Linked DNA regions of Mus musculus: regions 1 and 3 are each linked to region 2. A link is a loop called in an ENCODE intact Hi-C map of the cell type or tissue named here. Cell type or tissue: gastrocnemius. All regions are shown on one strand.

Region 1 (8,000 bases), 76 kb after region 2:
AAGAAAAGCAAACAGTTATTCCAAAAAGTCGACTATGAGTTTATGCTTTTGGCTAAAATTCCACTCATGCTCGCTTTTAGACCCAACTGAAGAAAGCAGAACATGGGAGAGGATGCAAACAGCTGTGACAACCACAGAAAAGGCCAAGCCTTCCATACCTCCCTCTGCTGAATGGCTACGATGTCGACGTTTCTCTTTTCTTTTCTCGTCTTTTCTGTGATGAGCCTTTTCTTTCCGAGACATTTGCTGGGGTGGTTTGATGGCCAGAGAATCATCCTCCTCTCCTCTGAAAGAGATGAGCAGCACCGTGAGAGCAAGAGCAGAGTGCCAGCATCTACTCAGACAAGAGCATCATTCCCAACACAAAGAACTGTGAGAAATCAGTGTGGCCTGTAGTACGAATGTGCCGCCTTTCTACAGAGAGGGGCGTGCTCATTTATCCATTTCCTTGATTGTGGTGATGGTTTCATGGCCAAGGTAAAATATGTCAAAGCACACATCATATACAATTCATTTAGTTATTTATACCTCGATAAGGCTGCTAAAGTCCAGTAATTTTATTAACTTTAACAAATAAAAAAGGTCACTTAGGGCTGGTGAGATGGCTCAGTGGGTAAGAGCACCCGACTGCTCTTCCGAAGGCCCTGAGTTCAAATCCCAGCAACCACATGGTGGCTCACAACCATCCGCAACAAGATCTGACACCCTCTTCTGGAGTGTCTGAAGACAGCTACAGTGTACTTACATATAATAAATAAATAAATCTTTAAAAAAAAAAAAGTCACTTAGCAGAACCTTCAACTAATTCTTTAACACAAGACCCTGGAAGACTTTACACTCTGAGTTTCTTAGAAGGATTTCCCTCGGAGTTGGTGAGATGGCTCAGCAGGTAAGAGCACCCGACTGCTCTTCCGAAGGTCCTGAGTTCAAATCCCAGCAACCACATGGTGGCTTACAACCATCCCTAACGAGATCTGACTCCCTCTTCTGGTGTGTCTGAAGACAGCTACAGTGTACTTACATATAATAAGTAAATAAACCTTTAAAAAAAAAAAAAGGACTTCCCTCAGTTGTCTTACAGGATGGGAGGAGAGAACAAATGACCTCACCACCGTGAAAGGACCATCAGACATCGATGCTGCTGACAGTGGCCCCTCCAAACTCAACCTTGGGTTACTCTGAAAACTGTAGACTTGCAATACAGGATAGCGATTTAAATATACTAACTAAATGGTGCTGGTTTGATTGAAGATATTACAAAGAAAGGAATACATGCTTATTTGGACTTCATAATAGCTGACTCCACACAAAAGCCATCTCACATGTGAGACAAACGTCAGGACAAAATACAAACTTTAAATAGCCAGCCATGGTGGCACACACCTTTAAATCCCAGCACTTTTGAGGCAGAGGCAAGTGGGTTTCTGAGATAAAGGATTTATATAGTGAGCTCCAGGACAGGTAGGACTATATAGAGACACTGTCTCAAATAAACAAAAAAAACCCAAACATACAAAAATTTATCTTTTTAATAAATTCATTTATGTGTATGAATGTTTTCCTGCATATATATTACATGTGCCCATGGAGGTCAAAGGGCGAATCAGATTTTCTGGAATTGGACTTACAGATGGTTGTAAGTCACCATGACCATTGGCTGCTGGAATCAAACCTGTAGACTTGCAATACAGGGTATAAAAACAACAAGTGCTCTTAAACACTAAGCCTTCAAACCTTTCCCTAGTAATACCGACAAAAGGCAGGCTAGGGGACCAGAGAAAAGGCTAAATAGTTAGGAACACTTGTTGTTCTTGAAAAAGACCCAAGGTCAGTTCCCAGGACCCATACTGGGCATCTCACAACAACCTTTTACTCCAGCTTTGGGGACCTTTTGATTCCTGTGGATAAAGTAACACCCACGTACACCCCCACCCCAACACTAACTCCACCCACCAACCAATAAAACTGCAAAAACAAAACGCATGTTTTAAGTAGTTCACAATTCTGTATTGGGATGCATTCATAGCTAACCTAGGGCCCATGTGGCCCATGAGCTACAGGCTAAATATGACAACAGCTTAAGTTCTCTCACCTGTCTTCCATAGAATCCTCTCTTCTATATGGTGAGTTCCTGATTGTGATCTCCATTCGGTGATCTCTCAGCTCCCCCTCCTCAAGGGAATCCCTTTTGGAATCGCGGTCATCAGACTAAGAAGCAAAGGAAAATGAAGCATTGAGTCATTTTCCTTATCAATCACCTTTCTTCTTTGTCTATCTTTGAAAAATAACTTGTTATGTAGCTCAAGACGGTTTTTGAGCTAGAAACCTGCCTCCGTCTTCAAAATGCTGAGGTTACATCACTGTACATCACTGTACATCACCATACGTAGCTCACTATATATATGCACAGACACACACATATATAGGAAGTATATGTGTGTATATATATATGCATATATACACATATATGCACACATACATACAAATGCACATATATATAATTATACATATACATAAAATATACATTGCACTGGCTGGCTTTGAACTCAATAGATCTGCCTGCCTCAGCCTCCTGAGTTCTTGAGTGTTAGGATTAAAGGTTGTACAGGTTAAATATCTTTAAGGATAATTGAAGTTTGCTAACCAACTCTAAATATACATTTTTTGAATAGAAACTTCAAATATTAATTTTGTTCAAAACTCATGTAATTAAAATCACTTTTTTTTTTTTTGGTAACCTGAAACCTGAGAACAGAAAATTTAAAACATTGTACATGATAAGGGTCATAAGACTATATGAACGTTAGTTTTTCTGAGCCAAAACTAAGACTTTAGTTGGATTTTTACACACGAAATACATCATACATATATTGACAATAAGAAGCACTTATATCAATGTTTCTTATCCAGTCACCTAAGGACTCTAAATATATCATCATCCAAAGCAAGGTAATTACAAAGCACTCATTTTAATTGCAAGGAAAGTTCCCACTTTATTAAAAATGCTTGGTAAATGGTATTATGAATATACTAATAATGAAATGAGAAAAATTAGTCTGGTGGCAGTAATGATTCTAGGTTCAGAATATTTTATTTTGTAACGAGATATTCTCATTTCGATACAGCTTCAGTGTGTTATTAATCTATCTTCAACGTCAACTGAGTATATGAATGTTTTTGTTAATTTTAGAATAGATTTTGGGCTCACCTGTGACATTTGGAAGTACAAAAGAACTTCACCGAAGAAGCGTTGTTCTAATGGAAAAATGAGGGCAAAGAAATTAAATCTTCTTTAAGAAAACCACTTACTTAAAAAACATAGCTTACATTTTTTAAGCGTTTTATCTCTGCTTTCTCCTCTTGTTCTTTCCTTCGTTTCTTTTCCTGGAGAATTTCATCTAACGTTTTCACTTTCCAAGAGTCCTTTTCATCACCCATTTGAGTTAAAACACTGCAAAAAGAAAAACAATTCAAGCAACCTCGGGACACAGAAAGCTACGGTCGGTCTGTCGGTCTGTCTTTTCCGAACACTTAAGTCTAATCGTTAGTGTTTCAGAGTAAGTCCCGGTAGGTCGGAAGGATTCTGCCTGAATACACTGTCGTTTCTGTCATTCCTGTAAGGTTTTGGGTAACTTAGTTTACCTCAGTGTTTTCCGTAAAACGCAACCATCATCATCCACGTAACGGTACTGTTCTAGGATGAAAGACCATCCAGGTCATTTCAGTGCCTCGCACTCAACACACTCTGCCTTAGGTGTCAAAAGGTTGTATGAGAAAGCTCCAGGACGCGGGGAGGCCTGGGTGACAGGTAAGATCAAGGTGCACTGTCAAGCGCGGGACTCCGGGGCGGGGTCCCACTTCTGAGGGTTCAGTCACGCAAACCTGAGGCAAGGGCCGGCTCCGGGGGCCGCCAGGCCTGCCGCCTCCACCGCCCTCAGCTCCGTGTGGAGCGAGACTGCTCCGCGGCAGCAGCGTGTCGCCAGCCGCGATTCTTCAGGGGCGCCGTAAACCCTGCTCCGAACCCCCGCGCCGCTACTCACCCCTGCGCCGCTACAGCCGCCGCAGCCGGTCCTGGAGTCTGGGAAGGAACAGCGCCCGGCGCGCGCCAGGATTGTCGTCACTTCCTCCGCGGAAGCGTGATGATGACGTACGACGACGACGACGAACCGCGTGTGCGCTCGACTTTTTTTGGCCGCCCCACAGTACCTTGCGCGCACCGGAAGTGTCCTTACATCGTGAGTTGGCTCCTGCCAACGACGCGAGGCTGGGCGGATAAAAGCGAAGTAGCGTCTGGTAACGTCCTGGGGTGTCTCCGAGAGATGACGTTTCGAGACGATGCGCTCGGCCGTCTGCGGAAACCGGAAACCGTGCCTCCCGCTGCACCTTCGCTCTGCCAGGCAGGGCTACCTCCAGGCACTCGGTAGCGTAGTCTGCAGGCCGAGCAGCATTTGCACTCGTGACAAGCTGCTTGTGCCACTCAACCTTCCGCAGCCAGACATTTGTTTCTACCCATCAGACTAATTGCTCTGACGTATAGACGCCTCCAAAGTGGCGTCGTGCCATCCAATGGAAAAACAAGTTGTCTTTCTGACCTACCCAGGACCCAGGAAGCTGAATTCACAGGTAGGCTAGTTAACATCCTATGATGAGGAAGTCCCCTGCACAAGAAAACATTGAAACGAATCCAGTTTCCTCAGCCAACCTCCTTAAAACAACCTCTTCTGCTTGGCCTACGATAGTGGTTGAGTCTTTATGTTATTGTTTTGCTTTGAAATAGAGTTTAGTACGTAGACCTAGCCTCTATTTCTGGCCTGTATCTCTGTATTCTTTTTGTTTTCTTTTCATTCTAAATGCTGAAGTGTCTAGACACTTCTCAAACGTGTACTTAAACCACCTGAAGGTCTTAAAGGTTTTTACGATTCCACTAAAAACCTATTAACCTATCAGGGCTTATGGAAGAGAGAGCAGAAAGGAAAATTCCAGCTGCTTGTTTTTGTCAGGTTATCCTGTGGGTATTGGGGAAAAAAACAAACAAACAAAAAGCAATGCCATGCATCAGTGGAGCACACCTTTAATGCCAGCACTAGGGAGACAGAAGCAGGCGGACCTCTTGTGAGTTTGAGGCCAGCCTGGTCTACAGAGCTAGTTCTAGGACAGCCAAGGCTACAAAAGCAGCTCTGTATCGTGAAACAAAAAATAGCAATATGATTAAATTTCTTGAGTTAGGGTCAGAAACAAACAAAATGAAAAGGAAACCACTGTTAGTTATGACTGTGAAATGGTAAGATGTGAAAGAATATAACAACTAGTGTATGAAAAAAATGAGGGATATTGGAGTGAAACACTTTGTGATCCCAGCTCTTACTTTGCCTCCAGAGTTATCAGTGACTTGGAAACTAAGTCTGATTTCAGTAGCATACATAACAGAGTTATACAAGCCAGGTGGTGGTGGCTCACATCTTCGATCTTATCACTTTGTAGACAGAGGTACCGTTTAAAGGTGGCCTGGTCCACAGGGTTACACAGAAAAACCTTGTATCAAAAAAAAGGAAACCAAACGAACAAAATAGTTACATGTTTTCATATTCATACAAGAACCATTGGCAGCTTGGATAAAAAGAATGAGGAGGCTACTGCAGGATTAATTACACAATACCAATTTATTTCAGGAATCACTGAATTATCTAACAGAATTCTTTTCTAGGAGGCATTAATATAATTATTTAAATACTGAAAGAGGTGAAATACAAAACAGTGTACATTTTATGATGTGTTTTAATTCTCTAGTATTGTTTGGTATAAAGCAAATATGACTTGGCTTTGATGCAGACAATTGTCCACCCTAAACTGTGGCCTTTTCCAAAGTGCCAACATTGAACGAACATTGAACGAACATACTCACAATTACATTATTATTAAGTCCAGACATTACAAATGAATTTAGTATGCAGCTTGAGTCCCAGAAATGAAAAGTAAAAACAAACAAAAACCCCACAAACACACAACTAGCCAACTTGATTTAATTCAAACTAAACTTGGACATATTAGGAAGGGTCCAGCAGCTGGCAAAGTCAGGATCAGAGTACCCAGGAAAACGTACTTCAGAGACACTGAAGTTAAAACCTACTACACTCTAATTGTGGTGGATACTATTTGTCCACAATCAGCATGTCCTGTTCTAATTCATGGGGAGAGCAAAGGCATTGATAAACTAAGAAAAACAGGCTGGAGGCCATGTCTCAGAGAAAGAATAGCAGCCTAGCATTCCTGAAGCCCTGAGTACTATGCCTAGCATAATAAACGAAGGGTGGGAGAATGAAGAGATGAAGAGGCCGCCTCACAGGGAGATCAATATTTACGTGTTAAGAAAAAACAAAAGATTGATGTTCAAAGGCAGGAGTCAGAAGTGGTGACACGTACTTGTAATCTCAGTCCTGAGAACGATGACTTAGAAGAATCTAGAGTTCAAGGACACTATGGGTTACATAGGTAAATGCAATCTCAGGAGGAGCCGGCATTGTTTCCCATCTGTACTAACATCTTTCTTTACCCCTTTCCAATGTTAAGAAGACATCACTTGCTGGGCGGTGGTGGCGCACGCCTTTAATCCTAGCACTCGGGAGACAGAGGCAGGTGGATTTCTGAGTTCGAGGCCAGCCTGGTCTACAAAGTGAGTTCCAGGACAGCCATGGCTACACAGAGAAACCCTGTCTCCAAAAACAAAAAAAAAAAACAAAAAAAAACAACAAAAAAAAAAAGAAGACATCACTTGGACAGATGTGACAGGAGGCTGTGCTGAGCATCTGTTATTATCACTGAGCAAAGTGATCATCTGAGAGCAGGATCACAAAGCCACTTGTTTTGTGCTGTTTTTAAGGCACAAAGTAAAGTTTACTTGGCCGAATCCCTTGAACAGCTTTAATTCTCTTTAATCTCCTCTGACTCATCATTTTTACTTTTCTTGAGACAAGGTTTTTCTGTGTAACAGAGCCCTGGGGGTCCTGGATTTGGCTTTGTAGACCAGTCTAGCCTCAAACTCACAGAGAATCACCTGCCTCTGCCTCCTAAGTGCTGGGATTAAAAGTGTGAACCACCATCTGAAGACAGATGATAATCCTAATATTTGAGAAATTGTGATCATAAACATTTTTTTGAAACTTGGTCTCAATATGTAGCCCAAGCTGGCCTTGAACCACTATGCACTCTTATGCTTCCAAATTACTAAGATTATATGTATGTGCCATCATGATCGGGTTTAAAAACAAACAAAACAGGAGCTGGTAAGATGGCTGATCTTCAAGACGACCCGAATTCAATTCCCAGGAGCAACATGGCAGCTCATAATTATCTGTAACTCCAATTTCAGGGGATCCAACACCCTCATAAAGACACACATGCAGGCAAAACAATGAATTAAAAAAATACTTTCCGGCCGGGCAGTGGTGGCGCACGCCTTTAATCCCAGCACTTGGGAGGCAGAGACAGGCGGATTTCTGAGTTCGAGGCCAGCCTGGTCTACAAAGTGAGTTCCAGGACAGCCAGGACTATACAGAGAAACCCTGTCTTGAAAAACCAAAAAAAAAAAAAAAAAACCAACCAAACAAAAAAAAAACAAAAAAACCCAAAAAACAAAAACGTTTCCTTGTCTTTTAGTATTAGAAGTTTTGGGGTTATTTTTGTTGTCTCCCCTTTATCTTTCTGTCCCACATCTGCTGCTGGTGATCAACCCAAGAGCTTCACAATACATGCCAGTGATGTGCCACTAAGGTATACCCCAAATCATGGACGTTTTTAAATTTTATTTATCTATTTATCTGGTTTTTCAAGACAGGCTTTTCTCTGTGTTGCCCTGGCTGTCCTGGAACTTGTTCTGTAGTCCAGACTGCCCTCAAACTCAGAGATCCACATGCCTCTGATTCCCAAGTGCTGGGATTAAAGGCTTGCACCACCTCCCCTAGCAAATGTACTTATTTTTAAGATATATGTGTGTGTGTATATGT
Region 2 (8,000 bases):
GCCGCGCCTGCGTCCTAATGTACCGTCGCCTCGGATGACGCGCTAGGCGCGGCGCTTGCGCAATACTGAAAACTTCAGTGGGACGGGCGTTGGGGCGGGTCCGGGGAGTCTCAAGTCCTTTCCGCGGCTTCTCTTGGTGTGGTTGGGACGTTTTTCATTCCGGTTTCCTCCAGGTGGTCACTCTGCCAATTTCATAGATGCACTGGGCTCCAGCACTTGGTTTGTGCCCTATCTCTATCACGAGTACCTTCCTCAGAGTCACTGGACTTCTAGAAGCACGTCACTTCCTCTGTGAGCCCGTTGCAGCTTAACATGTAAACGATATGAAAAATATGGGTGAGGTAGCGGGCTCTTCAAGTTCGGCCAATCGGAAAACTGGCAGGAAAAATCGCTTCTCTGTTGGAAGCCAGTTTAGGTTGCCTATTGAGAGCTCGATCTCAAGTGAGAGGGGGAGAGAGAAATAGAGTTGCTGCTGGGCGTGGTGCCTCACACTTTTCTTTAATCCTAGAACTCGGTAATCAGGTCGACTTACAGCCGGCCTACCTGCCTGGTGACCTGTCCCCTCTAGCTCGAATGGAATGGTCAAGAAGTGAAGGGGATTAGATAAGTTGTTTGGAGATTCTGAGAACTCCTTTAAAGTTGGAGCAGTATGAGATTGTCAGGGACAAGAAGGTAGATAATGTGTAGTAAGTATAACAAAAGCTGTGTTTTGCCGGGCGGTGGTGGCGCACGCCTTTAATCCCAGCACTTGGGAGGCAGAGACAGGCAAATTTCTGAGTTCGAGGACAGCCTGGTCTACAGAGTGAGTTCCAGGACAGCCAGGGCTACACAGAGAAACCCTGTCTCAAAAAAAAAGCCGTAGATTCAGTAATCTACCCTTTATTCCTATTATTCCTGTATCTTCCTCTTTTCTTTTTCATCCCTTCTCCCTCCTTTATAAAAGTATATTTTATTCGCTTATAGTAATTGTCTCAAAGACTACCTCTACCTGTTTGCCTAGGCCTAGAATCTTCTAGCCTCCATGCAACCTTTTTTTCTTTTAAAGTTTATTTATATATATGAGTACACTATGGCTGTCTTCAGTCACACCAGAAGACGGCATGGGATTCCATTACAGATGATCGTGAGTCACCATTTGGTTGCTGGGAATTAAACTCAGGACCTTTGGGAAAGCAGTCCGTGCTCTTAACTACTGAGCCATCTCTCCAGTCCTATTTTGAAACTAAATTTCCCACTATGAACCTCCTCATTGCTATTGAAGTCTGCCATCATTGTTCCTTGTGTTAATGAGGAGGAGAGTATTGAGAACCTGTTGCGAGTAAGCCCACAGAGACCATCACGTGGACACTCTGAAAGCCAAAAGGAAAGTCTTTATTTTTGCCTGCTAGCTGCACAGAGAACTTGCCCAAATCATGTAACCTTGAGCCTTGCAGCTCTTTGACTTTATGTACAAAGACCATCTTGATTGGCATGCTTCAGTTAGCGAGAAGCAGAACTGTGGAAGTCAAAAAGCAAGATTAGAACATTGAGGAAGTTTTTACTTGGGGACTTATGGACTATGTTTCTATTTAGTCAGGTGTTGAGGCCTATGTGCTGGGCTTTTTCTTTGTTTGGTTTGTTTTGAAGATTTATTTTGTGTGAGAACACTAGCTGTTGAGGCCTATGTGCTGGGTGGTTTTGTTTCTTTAAAGATTTATTTATTTTATGTGAGTACACTGTTGCTCTCTTCACACACACCAGAAGAGGGCATCAGATCCCATTAAAGATGGTTGTGAAATATGGTTGTTGGGAATTGAACTCAGGAGCTCTGGAAGAACAGTCAGTGCTATTTATTTATTTCATGTATATGAGTATACCAATGCTCTCTTCAGACACACCAGAAGAGGGCATCAGACCCCATTACAGATGGTTGTGAGCCACCATGTGGTTGGTGGGATTTGAACCCAGGACCTCTGGAAGAGCAGTCAGTGCTCTTAACCGCTAAGCCATCTCTCCAGCCCATGTGCTGGGTTTTAAGTGCAGAATGGTGTCTCTAACATAGCATCAGTTGTGCTAAAGTCTGGGGACCTGTTACAAACGAGGTGCCAGAATCCTTAGGTCCTCTGATATGTTCAAGGGAACAGTATTAAGCAGCACGTGTGTGTTTTTGAGGAACCAGTGAGGACATTTCCCCCACTTTTATCATACTTACTATTATAAAATTCTGTGGCCAGGAGTGACAGTGAGTACCTTTGTTTTATGTTCTCTTATCCTGGGTTTGCTTAGTTGGCTTTTTGTTTTGTCTTTGGTGTTTTTGAGACAGGCTCTTACTAAGTAGCTCTGTCTTGGAAATCCCTATGTAGACCAGGCTGGCCTCAAATTCCGAGATCTGCCTGCATCATGCCTCCCAAGTGTTGGGATTAAAGGCCTACACTACTCCACCTAGCTGGTAGGGGTTGTCTCCAAAAAACTAACAAAAAATATGTATGTGGGGCCAAAGCGCAAGGAGCATTTAACAAACAGGAGGTGCAAGTGAAAACTGGGCGATCATTTGAGAAGAGGATTAGGGGTGCTGTGATTGCTGTAGTGTGATTTATCCAGTGCGCTTGGGCCTTTAAAGGATCCCCAGTTGCTAGTCAACTGGCCATTTGGTAATTCTTAGCCATTAGAACCGCTTGGCCCTATGGCCTTCTGTGTTGGTTGCCTCTTGGATTTCTGGGAAGGGGATAAGTTATATATAAAAAGCCAGCTGAGGCAGAGAAAAGAGGAACTGGGCTAGCAAGGTGAGAAGAAAAGGCAATTGGTGCAGAAGATATTGTTAGGAGGCAGTTCAGCCAGGAGAAGCTGAGATGAGCAGAGGCTGCCACAGTTGTGAGGGTTTGGAGCTGCTGGTATTGACAAAACTGTAGAGGGGACTGTGTAAGCAGACTGTTGGGGACTGAGGGGGGGACAGTCGGGAGAAACGTTTGAGGCTGGGAGGAGTGCTGGCCGGTAGCTAAGAGATCTGGTTACTGTTCTAAAATAGAAGATGTTTTACACAACGCTTTCATACCGTAAAGATTCTCTTCACCATAAAGATTATGATGAAGATCCCTTTTCATTTGCAGTCACAAGTAAGAGCAGATCTATTTACACAGTGAATATGAAAACCTCTGTGGTTTTCCAATGCTCTCATAACACATCAGCCTGATATTCAAGGCATTATGTCTTGACGCCAATCTCTCCTCCGTCTTAGAACGTAATGGCAGAGAAGCTAGACGCTGCTCATCTCATGCCTTTCCTTCTAATATATGTGCTGCTCCCATCCGTTATTTCTTCTGCAGACATTACTTCACCTGTCCTGCTTGTCCAGCTATATCTCAGTCACTTTCGTCACTAATTGAGCCACAACTGATGTCCCTTCCTTCAGAAAGGCTTCCCCTCCTACTTCTTTAGTCCACTATCCTGTGCCTGCTCCAAGTGCCACAACACATTCAACTTGCCCTTATGTCTCTGAACATTCTTTTTGGAACTATATGCCCTGCTTATAGACTCTGAACCCTAAAAGGGTTCATACATACATATATACATACACACATATGCATATATGATACACATATACACCACACACATGAAACCCAAGGCTTTCTTCCACTGAGCTGCCTCCCATCCCCTTTCCAGTATGCATAGGCCTGCTGTCCCAGTGTGGGTAAGATGATATTTATAACCTCAGTACTTAGGTCGTGAGGGCAAGAGAATCAGTTTAGGGTCGATTTCAGCTATGCAGAGCTTAAGGCCAGCCTAGACTACACGAATCCCTATCTCCAAAACAAAGTAAAGCAAAACTTACTGTCTGTGTACAAGCCCTCAACCGAGTGCTCCCAGATCATAAGGGAGGGGAGGGGCTAAGTGATATCACAGCCTTGTGCACACTGAGTGGTCACACTACCAAGACTACAGAGTTAGACTCTCTCTCTCACTGATGCCTGTTTCAAGGCAGAAGGTGAGAAACCTAAGCTGAAAAACTCTTTTATTTTTTATGTATATAGGTGTTCGGCCTGCATGCATGTCTATATATGTATGCCTGGGACACTCTGAGGCCTGAAGAGGGCATCAGATCCCCTACAGCTAGAATCTAGATGGTTGCCAGCTAACCATGTGGGTGCTGGGAATCTAACCCAGATCTTCTGGAAGAGCAATTAGTGCTCTTAAATGATGAGCCAACTCTCCAACACCTAGAGCAATTTTTTATTTTTTGTGTAGCCCTAGCTGTACTAGAACTCACTCTGTAGACCAAGCTGGCCTCATCTGCCTGTGTCTGCCTATCTACCAAGCCCTGGGATTAAAAGTGTATACTACCACCTCCCAGATCATGACATTTAAAAAAACAAAACAAAACAAAACAAAAAAACCTTTTAAACTAAAATGAAGTCTTTTCTTTCTTCAGATTTTATTTTGTGTACATCTGCATGTACCCCTGCATGCCAGAAGAGGGCACCAAATCCTATAAATGGTTATGAGCCACCATGCCATTGCTGGAAATTGAACTCAGGCCCTTTGGAAGAGAAATCAGTGCTCTTAACCACTAAGCCACCTCTCCAGCCCTACCACTTTTGCTTTTGCTTTTTTGACACAGTCTCTCTATGTAGCATTGGCTGGCCTGGAAATCACTATGCAGACCAGGTTGGCCTCAAACTCCCAAATGCTGGGATTAAAGTGCCACCATGCCTGGCTAGGACAAGTTTTTAATAGCTTGAATAAGACAACTAACCTAACAAATCACAAGTATAGTACTTAAGTCATAAAACTCAGTATGTTTCTCTATACATGAAAACACCTGCAAAATTAACAAAACACATTTATCAAACTCAAACATTTCTTATACCACTTTGTAATCTTTCCCGCCTCCTCTACTCCCAGCCCTCAGTCATATCCCCAGGCAACCCACCACTCTCCAGTCAACACTAACGTTGCTGCCTGTTACTATGGTCTGCATATTTTAGAATTACAGTCTCAGGTAGTTCAGGCTAGCCTCAAAGACAATTTATGCCTGGGAATGACCCTGACATCCTGACCCCCTTCACGTGACCAGGGTTCTAGTGCCCTGCTCCTTTGTCTGGCCTTTTGTTGTTGTTGTTGAGACAAGGTTTCTCTGAGTAGCCCTGGCAGTCCTGGAACTTGCTCTGTAGACCTCAAAACTCAGTGATCCACCTGCCTCTGGTCCCCAAGTGCTGTGATTAAAGGTGTGCACTACCATGCCCAGGTTCCCTATTGCCAGCTTTCCTGCTGTCTATTGCTGGTTGCTTTCCACTGTTTGGCCATACCACATTTTGATCAACAACCTGCAGATGGTAATTTGTGCTGTTTCTAGTCTGGGGCTATTACAGATACCTCACACTTCAGCCATGAGCATCTCCGTGTAAACTGTGCATACAAACACTTTCGAAGTTTTCATTGAACTAATACCTGGAAGTGAAGCAGAAATGGGATTTTTTTCTTTTCATTCTGTTTTGACTTTTGTGTTTTGGGGGCAATGCCTCACTTGCTAAGCTCAAGCCCCCTTCAGGTCTGTAATCATCAACCTCCTGAGTGCTGGCCTGTGCCACCATGCCCAGCCTGTGTGTGTGCAAATGCTTCCCATTTGGATTAAGAAAAAGTCAAAGAGGAGAGGCATGGTGGCACACACCTTTAGTCCCAGAATTCTGGAGGCAGAGGCAGGCGGATCTCTCTCAGTCCAAGACCAGTCTAGTCTATATAGCAAGTTTCAGCATAACCATGACTTTATAGTGAGACCTTGTCTCTAAAACAAAAAAGGAGAGACAGACAGACAGAGACAGAGGGAGGGAGAGAGGAAGGGAGGGAGAAAAAACTGCTGAGGGGATGGAGGCATAGCTTCAGTGGTAGGAGCTCTTGCCAAACATGACAAGGACCTGAGTTCAGTCCCTAACATAGACAGGGCCTATGGCAAGCAATCCTCTTGCTTCAGCCTGCTAAGTGATGAGATCATGTGAATATCTCATGTGAATACCACGTGTTTGGCAATAGGCAGAATCTTTAAATACTGATATTTACATTCCTTTGTGTGTGTGCTCATGGAGCACGTACATGGAGAGGTCTGGCCACAACCTCAAGGAGTTGGTGCCCTCGCTCCACCTTGTAAGTCCCAGGACTCAAACTCAAGTCAAGCTTGACAGGTGCCTTTACCCAGTGAGCCATGTCACCAACCTGCAGGCTCATGTAGCCAAGACTGGCCTTGAACGTCGGATAGCCCTGCCTCCACCTTCCAACTGCTGAGAGATTATATATTTGAACCCAGAACCTAGCTTAAAATTTCTATAAAGTTTATCAATTTGTTCTTTTATGATACATGTTATTATGTGTGATGGGAAAAAAAGGGTGCTAGATAGGATTAATGGTATATTGTGCATTTCAGAATAGATCAGAGAACCCGGAGACATAGCTGGAAACTTCAAAATAGGGATGGGGATATAACTCAGTTGGTAGAATGCTTGCCTAGCACACATAATACCTCAGGCTTGACATCTCGTACTCTATAAAACCAAAACTGGTGGTCCATCAATTATTTCAGTACCCGGGGAGAAAGAAGGGTCAGGGTTCAAGCTGATCTTTGACTCATGAGTTGGAAGCTATCCAAGGCTGTAAGAGACTGTCTCAAAAAAAAACAAGAAACAAAAAAAACAAAAAAGGCAGGGAGGGAAAGATGGGAAAAGGTAGAGGAAGACGCAGAAGGCAGGCAAGAGGGGTGTACATACCTGCAGCACCAGCACTCACTCACGTGGCTTAGTCACATTCCTTTAATCTTAGCAGTGGGGAGGCACCAGGCAGCAGATCTCTGGGAGTTCAAGGCCTGGCTGGTCTACATATCAAGGTGCAGGGCAGTCAGGGCTTTACACTAAGACCCTGTCTCAAAAGCAAAAATCTCCTGAGTCACACTAGCCACAGTGACCAGTGGGGTTACACTGTGTGTTCTGAAAGGGTGTGTTACTGTCCTGGGTACAGTGAGTGAGCTTTGAGTCACTTCTATGTAACTCAGCACATGGAGGGTCTGAAATGCTGGTACACTTTTCATGGGGGTTCAGTTCACGCAAAGAACGATGGCTATGGGTCATTCTGGTAGGCTAAGGTAGTTACATGCTATGACTATGTTTTTGAAGGTAGGCAGATTCGAAGGTCTTGTTTTGGGTAAAAATGTACAATGTCCCTGGAGATCATACTGAAAATTTTAAGAAGGGACACACACTTGAGCAGGGTTGGGCTGGGGCATAGCTGCTCATGGAAACCTGAACAGTAATTAAATGGGTACAATTCATTCCTCTCCATATGTCTGACCTGTATGTTGGGGATTTTTGTTGTTTGTGTTTTCTTTTTTTTTTTTTTTTTTAGGTTTTATTTTATTATTATATCTAAGTACACTGTAGCTGTGTCTTCAGATGCCCCTGAAGAGGGCGTCAGATCTCATTACGGATGGTTGTGAGCCACCATGTGGTTGCTGGGATTTGAACTCAGGACCTCTGCAAGAGCAGTCAGTGCTCTTAACCACTGAGCCATCTCTGCAGCCCTGTTTGTGTTTTCTTTCCTGGCCTTTAACTCGATGCGTAGCTAAGAATGACTCTGAACTTCTGATCCCCAGCCTCCGTGTCCTGAGTGCTGGTGCTGCAGGTACCTACCACGCTGCCCAGTTTATATGGTGCTGGACACTTGCAAGGAAAGCATTCTAACAGCTGAACCACAGTTGAATCACATTGAGGGCCTAGGGCAGTCTAGAGCTTTGGCACCAGAAGAGCCCACACGGTTCTAGCTCTAGAATCAGACTGTGCCGAGGGAGCTAGGGTACTTTAGACAGGGAACTTCCAGCGTGCCAGCTGCTGCCCATGCAGGTTGAAGACATCAGAACACACCTCATAAACAGCCTAGATCCCCAAAGAACAGCAGTGGGAGAAAAGCTGGACTGCAAACCTCTTCCACTTCTGCTCTAGCTGTCTAGACAACCTACTATGTCCTCCACCCCTCAGACAAGTCCG
Region 3 (8,000 bases), 330 kb after region 2:
TTGGATAAAGAATCTGTTTGCTAGCCGGGTGTGGTGGCGCACGCCTTTAATCCCAGCACTCGGGAGGCAGAGGCAGGCAGATTTCAAGGCCAGCCTGGTCTACAAAGTGAACTCCAGGTCAGCTAGGGCTACACAGAGAAACCCTGTCTCGAAAAAAAAAATCTGTTTGCTGGGGTTGGAGAGATGGCTCAGTCGGTTAAGAGCACTGACTGCTCTTCCAGAGGTCCTGAGTTCAATTCCCAGCAACCACATGGTGGCTCACAACCATCTGTAATGGGATCTGATGCCCTCTCCTGGTGTGTCTGAAGACAACTACTATGTCATAATAAATAAAATAAATCTTAAAAAATAAGAAAAGAAAAGAAAAAATAATCGGTTTGCTAACAGCCAGCTATCAAGGGAAATCAGGACTACTTGACAAATTTTTTTTTTTAATTTTTTTTTATGAATTTTATTTTATTCATTTAATTTTTTTAGATTTATTTATTTATTATATGTAAATACACTGTAGCTGTCTTCAGACACTCCAGAAGAGGGAGTCAGATCTCGTTACGGATGGTTGTGAGCCACTATGTGGTTGCTGGGATTTGAACTTCGGACCTTCGGAAGAGCAGTCGGGTGCTCTTACCCACTGAGCCATCTCACCAGCCCCTACTTGACAAATTATAGCCAACAAAATCAACATAACTTGTGAATGTATTAACTATCTATCCAATAAATTCAGACATTGAGGAAAGATACCAATGCATCTATCTGTCCATCTATGTGTCTGACATAGTGGGCTCACAACAGCTCCGTGGTGAGGTTCAGGCTAACCTGGGCTACACAACAAGATCCTGCGTGAGAAATCAAGTCATTTTTTTTTCAGGTATTTTGTGACAACAGGAAGTTAGCACTTCCCATAAAACCAGACAATATTGTTTCTTCTGCCAGGACATCTAGAATATTCTCTATCTCTTAATCCATTCAGTGGATACCGTTCATTTTTATTAATTGGCTCAAGTCTCCTTTTTAAGTGTTAATAGCCTTTGGGAAGACATGCAGAAAGATGGGCTTCTGGCATGGAGCTGGCACCTGGCAGGGCTACCTACTACCCTGGATGAGATGGGACAGCCCCATACCACATGTGAGGAACTCAAGGCCTGGATAGGACCCCAGTCCATCTGGCTCCACACCCCAGCTCCTTCTGCCTCTGTCAGATGAGTGTTGTGGCTGTTTACCCTCCTCATTTCCAAGAAGTCTATTAACCCTTTGTTCTGAGACCCTTACCTTCAGCATCCCAATGACACAAGTTCTGTGCAGCCAGCTTGGCTGGGGAGAGGGGGTGACCCTGAGCTCATATGCCTAGGATGGCCCCACAGCTGCCATGCCCTAGGGTTCAAAGGTACATTACTGGGAAGTGTCCACACTGTCCACAAAGCCACGCTGTCAGGGGAGAAAGGTCAAGGGCTCCTGCAGGGTCCTGCTCTTAGGAGGCTCCTGACCCTTGTGAGAATTGGATGAGCTGCTCTCAGCAGGAAAGCTCAGATGCTTCCAGAGAGAAAGACACCTGGACACAGCCAAGCTGCAAGGCTTGAGTCTGGAGCCTCCCTGCAGAGCAGCAACTCCTCCATCTGCTAGATTGCTGGAGCCAATGCCGTGCAGCAGGGGCATGCCTCCTTATGTCCTGGCAGGATAGCTTCGCATGGCCTGTGTGAGTGCCAGGGTCATGTGTGGGGGTCGATCTATGTGTCCAAATGTGCAGCCTTTCATTTCAAAGGCCATGGGCCACTGGTCAAGTGAAGTCTGTGGTAGCTTTGGGCTACTCTTCACTGCTGGCTACAACTACCTCCCAACCAACCATGACAGTAACTGTCTGATGACGTGCGCTACAAGAGTTGTGTGTACTTGCGGGTCTTTCCTTGGGTTTAGACCCTGAGGAGGAATGATCAGAAAGAGACGTCATGGGTGCTTTCAAGGCTTTTGCTTTCTCTAAAAACAAGTCCCTAGTAGGCAGCTGGGGAGTGGGGCTTCTCCCATCCTCTAGCCTTACCAGCCCAAAGGACCTACTGGACAATGTTTTGGCTCTCTGTGTTCTACAGCCTGCCAGCCTCACCCAGGAATGATTCACACATATTCTGGACCTGAGCTCAGTGTAGTTGACCATAGGCCCCCCAAGACCACAGAGCTCAGATGGCATAAAGCCAGTAGGTGGCTCAGGCTGGGGGCTGGGAAACCCTTTACCATCTCCTGTGATTGTTTGAGTTAAAGTGACTCTATTTTCATGGGGCTAAAATAGTGCTTGTAGTCCTGGAGCTGTTGCCGTCATTGCCATGGCGACATGGTTCTGGCAGAGCCCCCTCATCCTCCACTGGGTCTTAAGTAACCTCAGTCCTTAGGAAGGTGCAGTGGGGCCCAGTCTGTTTGCAGCGGCCTCCAGACTGGTGCAGCACAGTAGCCCAGCTGCCTTTGTGCCCATATGCTCTGACAATGCCCCGAACCTGTAACTCAGGCTTGGGTCCTGGACTCAAGCAGGCCCGAGACAGGAGCCCCACTCTGTGCTCAGCCAAGGTACAGAGAAAGAAGTGAGTATGTGTGTGTTGTTTTGCTGTAGCCTGGAATACCTGCAGGGACCTTGAGCCTTTGCCCTGCTGTTGCAGTCATGTGATCCTGGAACGGGTCCAGTGCCTCTCAGGCCTTAGGCCTGTACGCTGGGAGCACGTGACCAATAAACAAGTATAGAGCCTCGCAGGCATGTGAGGCTTGGGTGGCGATGCCTGGTGCAAAGGTAGCCACAACTGTGCCCGGTGCAGGATATAGCCCTAGAGCATGGCCTGGGCCCTCTGCACAGTTCGGCTGGTAAGTGTGTGGAAGCAGCCGAGATGTCGGTCTGTTATTTTACAGCTCTACTATACTTCTATCTAGCTCCCCTTCTTTCTAGCCTCTTGACCCAACAACCCACAGGTTTTCTTAGCTTTTCTGTCTTTGCTGACCCAGCATTACCCACATTCAAAATGTCCAGATACAACACACACACACACACACACACACACACACACACATACATACACAGACACACACACACACTCACACACACATACACATACACACATACACACACTCGCACACACACTCGCACACACATACACAGACACAGACACACACATACACTGGCACACACACACTCGCACACACATACACAGACACACACACACACTCGCACACACATACACAGACACACACACACACAGAGGAAGATTATGTCTGCACATTCAGGGACATGTGTACACTCAGTGTTATAAGGTCTAGTGTCCACAGGTTTTTATTTTCTGGACCGGTGGACTGACTACTCAGAGGGTAAAGACGCTTACCATCAACCTCATCACCATCCCTAGGTCCCACCCACATGGTAAGAATGGATTCCTACGGGTCGTCCTCTGACCTCGTGTGCACTGTTACAGGTGTACACACCCCTCTACACACACAATAAATAACAAATAGATAATATTCAAGGATGACATAATTTAATTTAATTTGGAGAGCTGCAAGATACATAGGGTTCTTGCTCACCCTTTGACTGGAAACCCCTAAGTTAAGACTTCGCATAGACATGGTATGTTTATTAGTATAGAACAACTTCCATATTATTAAGGACACATTTTATCTGGGTTTCTCAATTTTTGAACAATGTTTTTCAATATTGCATTGGCCTGGTCTCCCCCCACCCCCATGTTTCCCAGACAGTTTCTCTGTGTACCAGCCTTAGCTGTCCTAGAACTCACTTTGTAAACCAGGCTGACCTGCAAGTCACAAAGATCAGCTTGCCTCTCTCTGTCTCCCAAATGCCATGGTGTAAAGGTGTGTGCCATCACATCCAGCTCTGACCTATTTTTTTTTCAGCAGGTATTGCTAGTCCTTTTCTAGGTGAGATACACTCAGTACTTGACCTCTTAGGTGCATCACACTGCATCCTGAGAGCTGGGATTTCAGGTGTGCACAGCCAAGCCTCGTTTCTGCAGTGCTGGGGATTGAAGCCTGGCTTTCTACATTCTAGGTACTCTACGGACAGAGCTACATACTCAGGAGAACAGTCTTTATTTTTGGTTCAGATATTAAGCATAAGGTCATAATTCTTTGCAATAATTTCTGGGAGAGTTTCAATAGAGCAAATTTCCAGGTGACGTAGCAAATAAAAGACAAAATACCATTTAAGTCAAAAGAACAAAATTACTTTGTTTCTGTGGGTATTATTGAAAGTTGAACTTAGGACCTCATCATGTTCTACAGAGCCACATTTCCAATCCCACGTTTTTAGTTTTTACTATGAGTCAGAATCTTATTAAGTTGTCCGGGCTGCCTTGAACCGTCAATAATTCCTTTCTCAGTCTCTTAAACAGGTGGGAATTACAGGCTTGCGGCAAGAGGTCTGTTTTAGCAGTCCACAGATTAAAAAAAACCCAAAAAACAAAAAACACCCGAAAAACCCGGGATGATTAGCACAATTAACTGTGTAGCGGAGGGTGGGAGGAATTACCACTGGAAGAGCAGATGGCTGGATAGACGGAACTGAAGACATAGGCAACATCTTATGGGCCTGGGAGGTGAGAAGCAGGATTGTGTGGAGATGCAGACCCATGGCGCTGGGGGGTAGCCAGCCAGAGCTCAGATCATGAGGGAGTAGGGCACAGCACCCCCACCTTCTAAGACAGAACCAGGATCGAAGTAAGGAACAAAGAGCCAAGCCCTCCCTCAGCTGCGTCCCTCCTGTGCCCCCTTCTGGGAATGCTCGGTATTGCGCTTGCCTGTGGAGGACAGGAAGGACCAGGTGGACTGGAATTTCATCTCTACTCACCAGCCGTGTAGGCGAAACGCAAGGTTGAGGCAAAAGTGGCTAAGGACACCTAGGACTTCTGGTGTGTCCCCCAATCTTTTCACCTACTCCGTATCCTCCTTTCCACGGCCTCCGCCGTTTTAGCTTTCCCAGAATTCCCTGCTTCTCAGGGTCATAGGCCTCTTTGTGAGCCCATCACGTCCTTCCCCTGTAATATGTTGTTAGCTTCCAAAACCAGCCTCTTCCAGAACCTGGTCTTCCACATGCAACAGAGTCACCATTTACTTGTTTATTTAGGGGTTGGTTTTTTGGGGGGGGTGCAATGTATCTCCCCTCTGCCCCTTTCCCCCCAGAGTTTCTCTGTATACCCCTGGCTGGCCTCGGCCTGGGATTAAAAGCTGCATAGCCCAGGGCTGGAGAGATGGCTCAGAGGTTAAGAGCACTGACTGCTCTTCCAGAGGTCGTGAGTTCAATTCCTAGCAACCACATGGCGACTCACAACCATCTGTAATAGTGGGATCCCATGCCCTCTTCTGATGTGTCTGAAGACAATGATAGTGTATTCATATACATAGAAAAGATTAAAAAATTTTAAAAAGCTACATAACCCAATCCTGCCGGCCCTGGCATCTGTTTATGTGTGAGTGTCTTTGTCTGTGTGGTGTGCTGATTAGTTTTCGGTCGGTTTGAGGTAGCTAGAGCCATTCTGAGAAGGAACCTCAACTGAGAAAACACCTCCATTCAACCGGCTTGTCAGCAAGTCTGTAGAGCATTTTCTTGATCGGTGGTTGTCATAGGTGCCCTTCCCGAGTAGGTGGCCTTGAGGTGTATCGGAAAGCAAACTGAGCAGGCGCGGAGGGCGGACTAGCACCCACACTGCTTCTGTTTCAGTTCCTCTCCTACGTTCCTGCCTTGGCTCACCTCAAAGGGCTGCAACTCTGGATGATATCTAAACCAAATAAACTCCTCCCTCCCTCAGTTGCTTTTGGTCATGGTTTATGGTCACACTAGGCAGGGAACCAAGCCCCGTGTACTTAAGTGGGATTGAGGCAGGGTTTCTCCCTGAATCTACTTAAGTTAGGCTCAGTGATCCTCCTGCCTCTACCTTCCATTCAGAGTTGGCTTGCAGGTCCGTGCCGGACGGACAGCTTGTTACATGGGTGCCACTGAGCCACATCTCCAGCTCCACAGAACTGTCACCTCTATAGGTCTGGGAAACACCGAAAGCAGCGGCCTGTCTCAACTGGCATCAGGCTGCACAAGAGAAAAACCCTGGCTTATGGCTGCACAACTTTTGGCACTTATGGGATATCAAGCAACGTCTGACGGCTGACTGAATGAGTTCGGTTGATATTGTCACTTCAGTTGGTTTCTCTAAGTCCCACAATCCCTGACAGAAAAAGGAAACATCTGCGGTAGGGTGCCTCCCTCTCTCCGCTGTGTATGCCAAGCAAATGCTCTGGGCCCTTCCTGTAGCAGGTGGGTTCCTGCCAGACCCCACCCGGGTCAGCCTCACATCTGGAAAGGTGAACAATGTTTCCTCTCCCCTATAGGCTCTGAGAAAACCAGATAACAGAGATCCGCTGGACTTGGTAGAGCCTCCTAGGGAGGTAGGAGAAGCCCTCACTTAACCCTTTGTGAGCCACTGGCCACTCCTTACCCTTCCCCACACCTGGCAGTATCTACCCTGTCCTTCTGCGATGGCTTGTTTTACGTCAGCTTGACACAGCTGTAGACACCTGAGAGTCAATTGAGAAATGCCTCTATATGACTGGGCCTAGCCCGGTGTGGGTGGCACCACCCCTGGACAGGTAGTTCTATAAGCAGTCTAAGCAAGCCAGTACGGCAGCCCTCCACCATGGCCCATCACTCCTGCCTCCAGGTTCCTTCTCTGTTTGGGTTCCCGCCCTGAGCGCTTTCAATGATTAACTGTTATATGGAAGTGTAAGAGAAATAAACCCTCTCCTCCCTTTTGGTCAGTGTTTTATTACAGCAATATAAACAAGTAAGACACCATCCACCAGCTGGTCCCAAGAGATCTGAGTGAAGCCGGGCATGTGGGTCCCCACCCACCCAGCTGGGCTTTGGGGAAGGGGCTTCATGGACGGCCTCATCTTCTCAGAAATTGAATCTGTATAAACCCATTTTTAATTGTATCTTCATTTGGAAAACGGTTTGTGTTTGGGAGTATCCAGTGTCTGTGGAAAACTGGGGAACCACAGAAACTTTAGGACATGGAAAGGATCTGCCTCCAGTGGCCCAGCCAGTTTCCTGTCTGCGGCCCCAACCGCCCCATGCTGGGGTCTGCCTCACCTCACAGGTTCTGAGGGTCACCTCCAAACCCTACCCACCAGGGAGGAAGCTCTGGAAACCTGCCTTTCTGCTTCACTATGACTGGTCTGGTCGGGTCTCCATGGAAGCTGGTGGAAACCCTGCCCCCGCCTTGGTGGACAGAGTCTGGAGCTCATGTGGCCCCAGAAATCCCACTCATTACACTGGGTGCCTGGAGAGGCCATGGGAACACCCAGCCAAGTGTTCACTGGTGAACTGGGAAACAAATCCTGTTGTCTGCTGCCAGGCAACACCCCGACACAGTTCCCAGGGGAAACCTGCAGGTCCCTTCACCCTGGAGCCTCACAGGTTGGGGGTTCTGATTTGGGAGTTCCTGCTGTGACCTGCTCCCATAGGCCTGGAGGTTGCTTTGCATTGCAAATACTGGCCTCAGGAGAGAATGGCCAAAAGGAAGGGTAGTTAGGGGCTGGGGAAGCTCTTAGGACACTGGTTTGAACCATAGGCATACATTTTTTGCAACCTACTTTTAATAAGGGTTCAACCTCTTCTATAATCCACCACTCAGTAGAGGTAGTAGAAGAGAAAAGTTATTAGGATGGGGGGAAGTGGACCTATTCAGCAATAGTTCTTTGGGGGTGGGTTTGATCCTCTTTGGCAGCAGTTTAGTCCCGTAGCAAACACCAAATATGACTCAGCAGCTGCAGACCAGTCCTCTAGGCAGGCCGACGCCAGGCAGGAACCAGCAGCCGTAGTTCAGTTCTGAAGAAACCACCAGGCTCGCCAACCAGCCTGAGACGAGGCTGCAGAGGTGGCAATCTGCCACAGGAACCTACCTCATGAGCAGTTCTTGGGCGGGTTTCTCTCAATGGTGGCGTTATCATACGCTGAGCTCAAGAGC

Evidence for each region. A loop is a pair of places that touch in the nucleus more often than their neighbours do. Peaks named below come from ENCODE experiments on the same cell type or tissue, not always from the same donor. Only the 100,000 strongest peaks of a DNase experiment are listed, where the experiment ranks them.
Region 1: it touches region 2 in a loop (2.4-fold over the local background); 8 of 42 quality-filtered maps call a loop at or near these places.
Region 3: a loop joins it to region 2, with 2.8 times the contacts of the local background. A loop is called at or near these places in 2 of 42 quality-filtered maps.

The regions. Positions count from the first base shown.
Region 1 is chr4:155,620,982-155,628,981 of GRCm38, reverse strand. Slc35e2 (solute carrier family 35, member E2) reads right to left here. Exons shown (of 9, transcript NM_177186.4): 9 at 5,642-8,000. Cdk11b (cyclin-dependent kinase 11B) reads right to left here and starts at 4,128. Exons shown (of 20, transcript NM_007661.4): 1 at 4,041-4,128; 2 at 3,328-3,451; 3 at 2,093-2,208; 4 at 159-286. The coding sequence starts at 3,438. Gm16023 (predicted gene 16023) reads left to right here and starts at 4,227. Exons shown (of 3, transcript NR_040441.1): 1 at 4,227-4,623. In gastrocnemius, no CTCF peak of the experiment used is centred here; a DNase peak (open chromatin) is centred at 4,224; H3K4me3 peaks cover 2,149 bases; H3K27ac peaks cover 1,924 bases.
Region 2 is chr4:155,697,088-155,705,087 of GRCm38, reverse strand. It overlaps Ssu72 (Ssu72 RNA polymerase II CTD phosphatase homolog (yeast)), which reads right to left and starts at 273. Exons shown (of 5, transcript NM_026899.3): 1 at 1-273. In gastrocnemius, a CTCF peak has its summit at 4,445 (motif pointing right); no DNase peak of the experiment used is centred here; H3K4me3 peaks cover 905 bases; H3K27ac peaks cover 2,077 bases.
Region 3 is chr4:155,365,634-155,373,633 of GRCm38, reverse strand. No RefSeq gene overlaps it. Among named protein-coding and RNA genes, the nearest start is that of Prkcz, 8.2 kb to the right of the region's middle. In gastrocnemius, a CTCF peak has its summit at 4,767 (motif pointing left); DNase peaks (open chromatin) are centred at 1,618, 2,219, 2,612, 4,754 and 1 more place.